Regions from separate parts of the Homo sapiens genome. Here regions 1 and 3 are each linked to region 2. Evidence: chromatin contacts called from ENCODE Hi-C or POLR2A ChIA-PET data. All regions are on one chromosome and are shown on one strand. Each heading gives the region's core, a stretch centred on a gene start or an enhancer-like site at or near the end of the contact. The rest is flanking DNA. Distances are from core to core; before and after follow the strand shown. Region 1 holds the start of CDC25C (cell division cycle 25C). Region 2 holds the start of APBB3 (amyloid beta precursor protein binding family B member 3). Region 3 holds the start of BRD8 (bromodomain containing 8).

What was found. A loop is a pair of places that touch in the nucleus more often than their neighbours do. ChIA-PET counts read pairs that join two places held with the same protein, here RNA polymerase II (POLR2A). Pooled maps may share reads with other maps.
Region 1: a loop to region 2 is called in a pooled map, with 14 times the contacts of the local background. The contact joins the promoter of CDC25C here to the promoter of APBB3 in region 2. A Hi-C loop is called at or near these places in 1 of 37 single-sample maps with no recorded cell type and 9 of 50 pooled maps. POLR2A ChIA-PET finds 5 or more read pairs at or near these places in 1 of 52 experiments (activated naive CD8-positive, alpha-beta T cell).
Region 3: a loop to region 2 is called in a map of CD4-positive, alpha-beta T cell, with 4 times the contacts of the local background. The contact joins the promoter of BRD8 here to the promoter of APBB3 in region 2. A Hi-C loop is called at or near these places in 2 of 168 maps with a recorded cell type or tissue (CD4-positive, alpha-beta T cell and naive thymus-derived CD4-positive, alpha-beta T cell) and 6 of 50 pooled maps.

The regions. Positions count from the first base shown.
Region 1 is chr5:138,330,406-138,333,105 of GRCh38, reverse strand. CDC25C (cell division cycle 25C) reads left to right here and starts at 1,302. Exons shown (of 14, transcript NM_001790.5): 1 at 1,302-1,511; 2 at 1,888-2,119. The coding sequence starts at 1,926. LOC100128966 (a long non-coding RNA gene) reads right to left here and starts at 1,001. Exons shown (of 4, transcript NR_146628.1): 1 at 921-1,001. RefSeq lists a silencer at 980-1,239 and enhancers at 1,290-1,339, 1,350-1,479, 1,191-2,144.
Region 2 is chr5:140,563,250-140,566,020 of GRCh38, reverse strand. It overlaps APBB3 (amyloid beta precursor protein binding family B member 3), which reads left to right and starts at 1,423. Exons shown (of 13, transcript NM_133173.3): 1 at 1,423-1,824; 2 at 2,106-2,269; 3 at 2,351-2,427. The coding sequence starts at 1,776. It overlaps SLC35A4 (solute carrier family 35 member A4), which reads right to left and starts at 1,193. Exons shown (of 3, transcript NM_080670.4): 1 at 1,163-1,193; 2 at 50-148. LOC131768270 (SLC35A4 upstream open reading frame protein) reads right to left here and starts at 1,193. Exons shown (of 3, transcript NM_001394034.2): 1 at 1,163-1,193; 2 at 50-148. The coding sequence starts at 1,177. It overlaps MIR6831 (microRNA 6831), which reads left to right and starts at 2,270; the gene lies at 2,270-2,350. RefSeq lists enhancers at 1,116-1,235, 991-1,597, 2,206-2,265 and a silencer at 1,556-1,735.
Region 3 is chr5:138,177,063-138,179,879 of GRCh38, reverse strand. It overlaps BRD8 (bromodomain containing 8), which reads left to right and starts at 1,250. Exons shown (of 27, transcript NM_139199.2): 1 at 1,250-1,284; 2 at 2,213-2,309. The coding sequence starts at 1,266. KIF20A (kinesin family member 20A) reads right to left here and starts at 768. Exons shown (of 19, transcript NM_005733.3): 1 at 678-768; 2 at 35-220. The coding sequence starts at 199. RefSeq lists enhancers at 939-1,108, 1,249-1,298, 1,006-1,300.

The DNA.
Region 1 (2,700 bases), core at 53-2,552, 2.2 Mb after region 2:
CAGCTACCTCACCATCAGCTGGGGGCTTGTTAGAAGGGCAGAATCTTGGGCCGCAACCGCAACCCAGACATCCCGAATCAGAATCTGCATTTAGCAGGTCCTCAGGTGGTTAGTGTGCAAATTAAACCTTGAGAAGCACAGATATGATGGACCCTCCTGCCCCCATCACTCAACAGTCAGGGTCAATCTTGTATCATCAATACCTTCCCCCAGCACAGGATTATTTAAAAGCAAATCCCTAACATTAGGAATGTCTTTTTGTTTGTTTCACTCTAATGCCCAGGCTGGAGTGCAGTGGCGCAACCTCTGTCTCCCGAGTTCAAGCAGTTCTCATGCCTCAGCCTCCCAAGTAGCTGGGATTACAGGTGTGTGCCACCACAACCGGCTAAATTTTGTATTTTTAGTAGAGACGGGGTTTCATCATGTTGGCCAGGCTGGTTTTGAACCCCTGACCTCATGTAATCTGCCCGCCTCGGCCTCCCAAAGTGCTGGGATTACAGGTGTGGGCCAACGCGTCCGGCCAATAATTTATAAATATCACCTCGTCAATGTTCAAATTTTCATTAATAACCAATCTTTGAGGTCCTCTGGATTGCGATAAGGATTATACCAAGATGATTTAATTCCTCCACTTTCCCTGCAACGGAATTTCTTTTTACCCACGTGAGCTAGAGTCTCTGAGATGCTGCACACTAAAAGAAACACCAAACAAAGCTCTTGGAAGGGGCTAATGCCTCTCAGCATAAACACACACACCCGTCTCGCCCCAACACTTGCCACGCCGGCAGCAAACGCTCCATCTCCCGTGGAAGGCCAGCAAAACTTAGAAGAAAACGTCCGCGAAAACGGCACGAGAAAGAAGCGAAGAAAATGAAACGCTTACAACACCCTCCACCCAAAATAATCTCTCCTAGTATTACCCTAGTGAATGGACATCACTAGTAAGGCGCGGTTTAAATCTCCCGGGGTTCGTGGGGCTGAGGGAACGAGGAAAACAGAAAGGGTGTGGAGATTGGTGAGAGGGAGAGCCAATGATGCGCCAGGCTCCCCGTGAGGCGGAGCTTACCCCGCAGCCTGCCTAACGCTGGTGGGCCAAACACTATCCTGCTCTGGCTATGGGGCGGGGCAAGTCTTACCATTTCCAGAGCAAGCACACGCCCCCAGGTGATCTGCGAGCCCAACGATAGGCCATGAGGCCCTGGGCGCGCGCGCGGAGATTGGCTGACGCAGCTTAGAGGCGAGCGGGGATAGGTTACTGGGCTGGCGGAAGGTTTGAATGGTCAACGCCTGCGGCTGTTGATATTCTTGCTCAGAGGCCGTAACTTTGGCCTTCTGCTCAGGGAAGACTCTGAGTCCGACGTTGGCCTACCCAGTCGGAAGGCAGAGCTGCAATCTAGTTAACTACCTCCTTTCCCCTAGATTTCCTTTCATTCTGCTCAAGTCTTCGCCTGTGTCCGATCCCTATCTACTTTCTCTCCTCTTGTAGGCAAGCCTCAGACTCCAGGCTTGAGGTAAGTCCGCAGCCGTCTCCGCCACGGAATCACGGAGACCCCATTGTCCCCCTTAGGGTCCAGTCGGGCCCCCACAGACAGAGGTTGGGAGGGCCGAATGGGGACTATCGCGAGTTACGAGACCCGGGTTCTTTCTAGTCAGGAGTCTCGAGCTGTGTGGCGTGGAACAAGTCAAAATCCTCTCTTCATTCCATCTTTAAGGTCCTAAGGTTGCCTCTCGTCGGTGAATTCAGGTTCTAACCTTAAGCCAGGCTGTGAATCACCCTTCGGGGTTGCCCCTCTTCCAGTGTTGATTCGCCTGGCTGGAAAGGGTGGAGGAGTTTAGGAAAGCTGAGGGAACTGTGATGTACCGATTTAGATGACGTTTTCCTCCTAGCTAGGTTTTGTTTTTCTCCTGGTGAGAATTCGAAGACCATGTCTACGGAACTCTTCTCATCCACAAGAGAGGAAGGAAGCTCTGGCTCAGGACCCAGTTTTAGGTCTAATCAAAGGAAAATGTTAAACCTGCTCCTGGAGAGAGACACTTCCTTTACCGTCTGTCCAGATGTCCCTAGAACTCCAGTGGGCAAATTTCTTGGTGATTCTGCAAACCTAAGCATTTTGTCTGGGTAAATATACTTTTATTTTTACACTGTATTGCCTTTGCTATTTCCAAACAGTTGGGTTTGTTTGTTGGTTTGTTTTCAATTATCCCGGCTCAAAGGTCAGGCTTTAAGTCTCAACTCTGCCCTTGACTGTGTAACCCTTTTGAGTCTCACCTTCTTTTCTGTGACAAGAAATAATCTCAGCCAGGCGAGGTGGCTCATGCCTGTAATCTCCGCACTTTGGGAGGCCAAGGAGGGCGGATCGCCTGAGTCTAGGAGTTCAAGACCAGCCTGGGCAACATGGCAAGACGCCGTCTCTACAAAAAATATTAAAAGTTAGCTGAGTGTGGTGGTGTGCACCTATAGTCCCAGCAACTCGGGAGGCTGAGGTGGGAGGATTGCTTGAGCCCGGGAGGTGGAGGCTGCAGTTAGCCAAGATCGCCTCACTGCACTTCAGCCTGGGAAACAGAGTGAGACTCTATCTCAAAAAGAAAAGAAAAGACAAAGAAATAATAATCGCTTCCTATCTTACTAGGATCTTGTGAGAATCAAATGATGTGATAACTGGGAAAAGTCTTTGAAAACCGCTGCATTACGAGTCGGTC
Region 2 (2,771 bases), core at 174-2,673:
ATGTTGGGCAATAAAGCCTAAGGCAGGGGTGGGGTGGGACAGTCCTTACCTGGCCCACTCCACTGTTGACTTCGTCTTCTACACGCCGCTGCAGGCTTTCCAGCTGGTTCTTGAGAAATGCCAGGTCCTTAAGCTTAGGCAGAGAATCCTAGGACAAGCGAGAGGCTGGCTCCAGCAGTCTGACTAAGCCCCACCCCTTGCTCAATTCCATCAGAAGCTGGGAATTGGGAGGGGATGGGGTGAGCCAGAAAGACCTTTTCCTATAAAAGCTTCCTGAGATGGCAGTGGCAAAGAAAGACAAGCATTGAAAAGCACAGAATTCAAATGAGGGCCAGGAAGGGACTGACAGATGGGATCTGAACCAGTAACTTACATCAACCTTGACAAGAATTTTATATAGCAAGCAGTATGTAGGAAAGGCAGGAGGGACAGCTAGGGACCTTTAATTAGGTCCATCAGGAAACCACTACTGACTCCATTATGAGCTCCTTGAAAGTCGTGACCAGTCTGTCTTGGCTACTATGTTCTAGTGCCTGACATTTAGTAAATGTGTGGGTAATGCTGAGCTTCTAGACCAATGGTGAGTAATGGACCGAGGCAGTTTCCTGGACAATTTTATTGTCTTGGTTCCTGGATGGGCTTTACCTCTTTCTTCCCAAGGACATCCCAAACTGAATGTGAGTGACTGGATGTGACTGAGAATGACAAAAAAGACTGTCGGCAAGTGTGTAAGTAAATGGACTGAGTGATTTTGATCGCATATAAGTATGAAATTCAGAATGTATGCAAAGGAGTGTTTGAATGAGGGTGGTGTGAGTGTCCGTGTGATTGGAAACATCGTGTCACTGGGAAGAAAATTTCGGGAGCTAGGGAATGGGGTAAAGTGAGGAGTGTTTAAGGGTGAATGTTTTTGAGTCTGTGCTAGTAACGGGTTCGTGATGGTTCCCAGGAGGGGACATCTGGGGGATCCACGGCTCCTCCCGCCTCGCCGAATGCTCTCCCCACACCACTCCACACTGTTGAGGCAGTTGACAGGAGCCGCAGAAGAAACAAGGGACATCCTCACTCCTGAGCCGCTCCAGAGTCGCTTCTCCCCGGAACTAAAAAGGTCAAGGAGAGTGAAGACCACGCCCGGCTGCAGATCACCCCCACGGCCACTCACCTTGTCATCCGCCATCTTCCCCGCCGAACTTGTTGCGCAGGCGCATCCCCGCCTCCCTCGTGCCGACTGCCCCGGCCATCTTTACGGAGGGCGAAGGCACTTCCGGAGCATTTTTGGAAAGGGGGAGGTGCTTTCCTAGTGGCCAAGTACGCCTCTCTCAGATACTTCCACGTGACCCCCTCCCGTCGAGTCTCAGGCTGCGTGTGAGCGCACTCACGACCGGGGCGCGATGATCTCACTCGTGCGCGAGTGCGCGCGGCGCATGTTCGGCGTGTCGGTCTTCAGGCGCCTGATGAGTTCATAGTTGGGCGGTGGTGTCAGCGGTTTCGCTGGCGTTCGTGGGCCTCCCCCGGACCCACACACGGAAACACGCAACCATTCGGGGATCCAGACGCCCGTTTACACGCACCACCCCTGGGCGGGCTGTGCGGCTCAGGCCCTCCCCCGGGACCGGCCCGTGTCCCGCCCCGTGTCCCGCCCCGTATTTGTGCGGCGCCAGCTGGCCCCGCAGCCTGCGGCGCAGAGAGGCTGGGCTTGCAGGCGCAGTAGCTCCAGAGGTCGCGCTGGGCTGAGAGTGCGGGCCGGCAGAGGCTGGCGGGGAGCAGCCGGGGTTATGCTGGGCAAGGATTACATGCTGGCCATCATTCTGGTCAACTGCGATGGTGTGCACGGAGGGGCCCGGTGGGAAGACCAGGAGCTGAGGGAGGACGAGGGAATCCGAAAGGCTACTCTGGGGCTCAAAGACGGTGGGGGATACCTCTCTGTGTAGGGACCAGGGGGCGAATGAACCCGGTCTTTACATGTGATGTCTTCAAGATTGAGGAGCCTGGATCTTCAGCCTAAGAACTGACCCATTTTGGGGATGGAGAGGGGATTATGACAGCATGTTATTCTGAACTCACAAATCATATGCTCCCTCCTCTCTAATCCGGTGTTCCTGTAGATGACTTGTGGGGGGACCACAGTCTGGAGGTGGAGGCTGGCCTGCCTCCTGGCTGGAGGAAGATCCACGATGCTGCAGGTACTTACTACTGGCATGTACCCAGCGGTAGCACCCAGTGGCAGCGCCCAACCTGGGAACTAGGAGATGCAGAGGACCCAGGCACGGTAGGTAGAGTGTGAGGAGGAGGTCTGAGCCCATGTGTGGACCTAGGTCTGCTGTTAAACTGACTAACTCCCACTCTACAGGGAACGGAGGGGATCTGGGGACTGCGGCCCCCCAAAGGGAGATCCTTCTCCAGCCTGGAGAGTTCACTGGACCGGAGGTAACGGGTGGCCCAGGCAAAATGAAAGGCTTGGGGTTCCATGGTGTTCAAAAATGCAGCTGGACCCATGGTCTGCTTTCCAGCCCAGGTTCTGGATTCTGTCACATGTTTTGGGTTCTGTTACGTTCTTGGCTCTGTCCCAGGTTCTTAACTGTCAGTATTTTGAGTTTTATCCCTTGTTCTAAGCTCTTGTTTGTAGCTACATGTTTTTCATATTCTTGGTCCTAACCTATCATGTTCTAGACCTTGGCCATTAAGTCCTCTGTTCTAGGGTCTCTTGTCCCACTTTGGGGTTCTGGTCCACATATTGGACCCTGTTCTATTTTGTGACTTTTATTTTTTAT
Region 3 (2,817 bases), core at 1-2,500, 2.4 Mb after region 2:
ACTTTCCGCCCCAGCCACTCCCCAGTTCCTTTACCTGCTGCTTGTCCTCTAGGGAGGTAGAGACGACAGAGCAGTCTGATAGCAGGTTCTTGCGTACCACAGACCCCAAATCTGCAGCTGTGGACTCAAACATGGGAGAAACTACGACATCGTCATCGGACAGCAAGCCCGCTGGCGGAGAAAGGATCCCTTGCGACATGACGGCAGGGGCAGCCTAGGTCTAAAAAGAGACCAAAAAGTGGGCAGGGAGAAGAACCTTTAGGGACAGAAGGGGCCGCGAATTTTAGGTAATAAGTCCCTTGCCCCAGGACACCGTGTCCCGCTTCCTACTTCTTTTCCCCTCCAATTATCGGCAAAGGGGAAGGGAATGAGAGAAGTTCACTTAATGAACAATTGAGAGAAGTTTGAGGCGGCATTTCTGAACGCGAACAGAAGTCCACAGACATCTGGCTCCAAAAGCAGAAGGCTACGCCTAAAGTAGGGCACCTCGCCCGCCGGTGCTGTGGAGGTGGTGTCAGGATCCCTCGGCTCCTTCTCTAACCTCACCCCAAGGACCACCGTGAGAACAGAGATGCAGCATTAAGAGAAAAACAGATGGCTGCAGCTCCGATTTCTTAAAGCCTATTCCGCGCGGGCAAGAGCTGGTAACCCGGGCTCCAGCACAGCCGCACACTCACCCGAAGACGTGCCACTTGCTCCTCCTGGGATACTGGCTTACTCACACCTAGTCGCCGAAGCTGGACTTTCGCAGCCGCAGAGCACAACTCCGCCCACGAGGTGCAGCTTTGTTACAGATACAATATTTTAAATTACGCGCTGCGTTCGTTCGGCCAATCAGATAGGGAAGCCTGCAGCTACCAATCCGCGTAAGGAAAGGGGGCGGGCCTGACTGGAATTCCAGTCGTTCGCTTCTGCTTGACCTCTGAGTTCTAATGTGGGTCCGGGTTACCAACTGTCGTGGATTCGCACTTATTTTGCCTGGGATTCTTCCAACTTAACCTTTTTCCTTGAACCTTAGACATTTCTTACCTAAGAGCCTAAAGGAAATCTTGAGGCTTCAGCAGCCAACTCCTGTCCTTCCTTAGCAACAATCTTAACAGGAGTGCACAGGGTAACTGGTTTAGGGTGCTTGCTTTGTCTTAAGGGGAAAAACGACATTTCCCAGGAGGCACCGCGAACCAACGCCGGTACACTATTTCCCAGAATTCCAGGGTTTCGGCCCTTCCAGACCGTCTCTCCTCAGGGTTGGAGACTTCGGGGCCAAGATGGCGACGGGAACGGGCAGTGAGTATCTGAGCAGGTTTTGCGTGAAAGGCCTTTGTAGATCCGAGGCTAGGCACCATATTTTTGTTACACGCTTAGGGAGTGGGAGAAGTGGGTTGCTTGAGAGCCCAGGGTTTTCAGAGACCTGCGCTCTACAGCATCGTGAAGACCAACGTTTGGGGGCCCAGAAATCTGGGGTCTTGTTTCTCAGGGAGAGAGCGGAGGTGTGAGAGAAGCAGCTTAGTGAATCCTAGTGTGTTAGGAACTCTGCGGGTTAACCGTAAAAGCACTCTAGAAACTTGGGCGTGCAGACGAAAAGATGTTATGAGCCAGACGGAGTAACCGGCACCTCAAAGAGCCATTCATTTTTTTGTCTGACGTTTGTGAGGCAGTGGAAGTGGGGTCTTTTAACCATGAGCTTTTCTTGCCACTCAGGAAATTGCATCTCGGGGATTTCAGCCATTTTTCTTTTTTTGGACTGAAAAGCTCTTTTACCCCCGACATTTGGAGTAGAGGATCTGAGAGAAGTAAACAAGTTTATGCTAAGAGGGAGGCGGGGTAGTAGGAGGGGCTGGCCGCTCGGGTTCCTGGGAAATAAGCCCTGAATAAGTTCAAACTGGAATAAAGTCCAGTATTCTTAAAACTGGGCTTTTAGGGAGAACTGCCTAATCTGACATTCCCTGTTTCTTAATAAAGCGGAGCTTCAAGCCATGGCGTTTTAAGAAATAAAATGTTAATAATTCACATGCAACGAATAGGTACCCCGGTCACTGGTGATATTTCACTTGGAGAGGTGAAAATCAAGATTTGGTTATAGTAGCTCACTTTGTCCTAACAAGTTGGGATGTTTTGTATTAGGCTTTTAGTCCTCTTTTTGGGGATTTTGGAGCTTAGCACTACAGTCTCAGTGGTTGTTTCCAAGGCTTTTTTTTTTTTCTCCCTTTCCCAGAACACAAGCTGCTAAGCACTGGCCCCACAGAGCCATGGTCCATCCGAGAGAAGCTATGTTTAGCATCTTCTGTCATGAGAAGTGGCGATCAAAATTGGTAAGGTATCTAGGATGTCAGCTTTTCTGGGTCTTAGAAATTGTTAGATACTCTTTCACATCGGTAGATTTCTATAGTTAATCATATTAAGCTGTAAGTAGACTTTCTTTTCTTTTTCTTCTTTTTTTGAGACTGAGTCTCCTTCTGTTGCCCAGGCTGGAGTGCAGTGGTGCGGACACGCCCAGCTAATTTTTGTATTTTTTAGTAGAGACAGAGTTTCGCCATGTTGGCCAGGCTGGTCTCGAACTCCTGACCTCAGGTGATCCCCCCACCTCGGCCTGCCAGAGTGCTGGGATTACAGGTGTGAGCCACTGCGCCTGGCCATGCCTGGCTAATTTTGTATTTTTAGTAGAGACGGGGTTTCACCATGTTGGCCACGATGGTCTCAATCTCCTGACCTCATGATCTGTCCGCCTCGGCCTCCCAAAGTGCTGGGATTACAGGCGTGAGCCACTGCCAGGCCTATTTTTTTTTTTTTTTTTTTGAGACAAGATTGCACTCTGTGGCC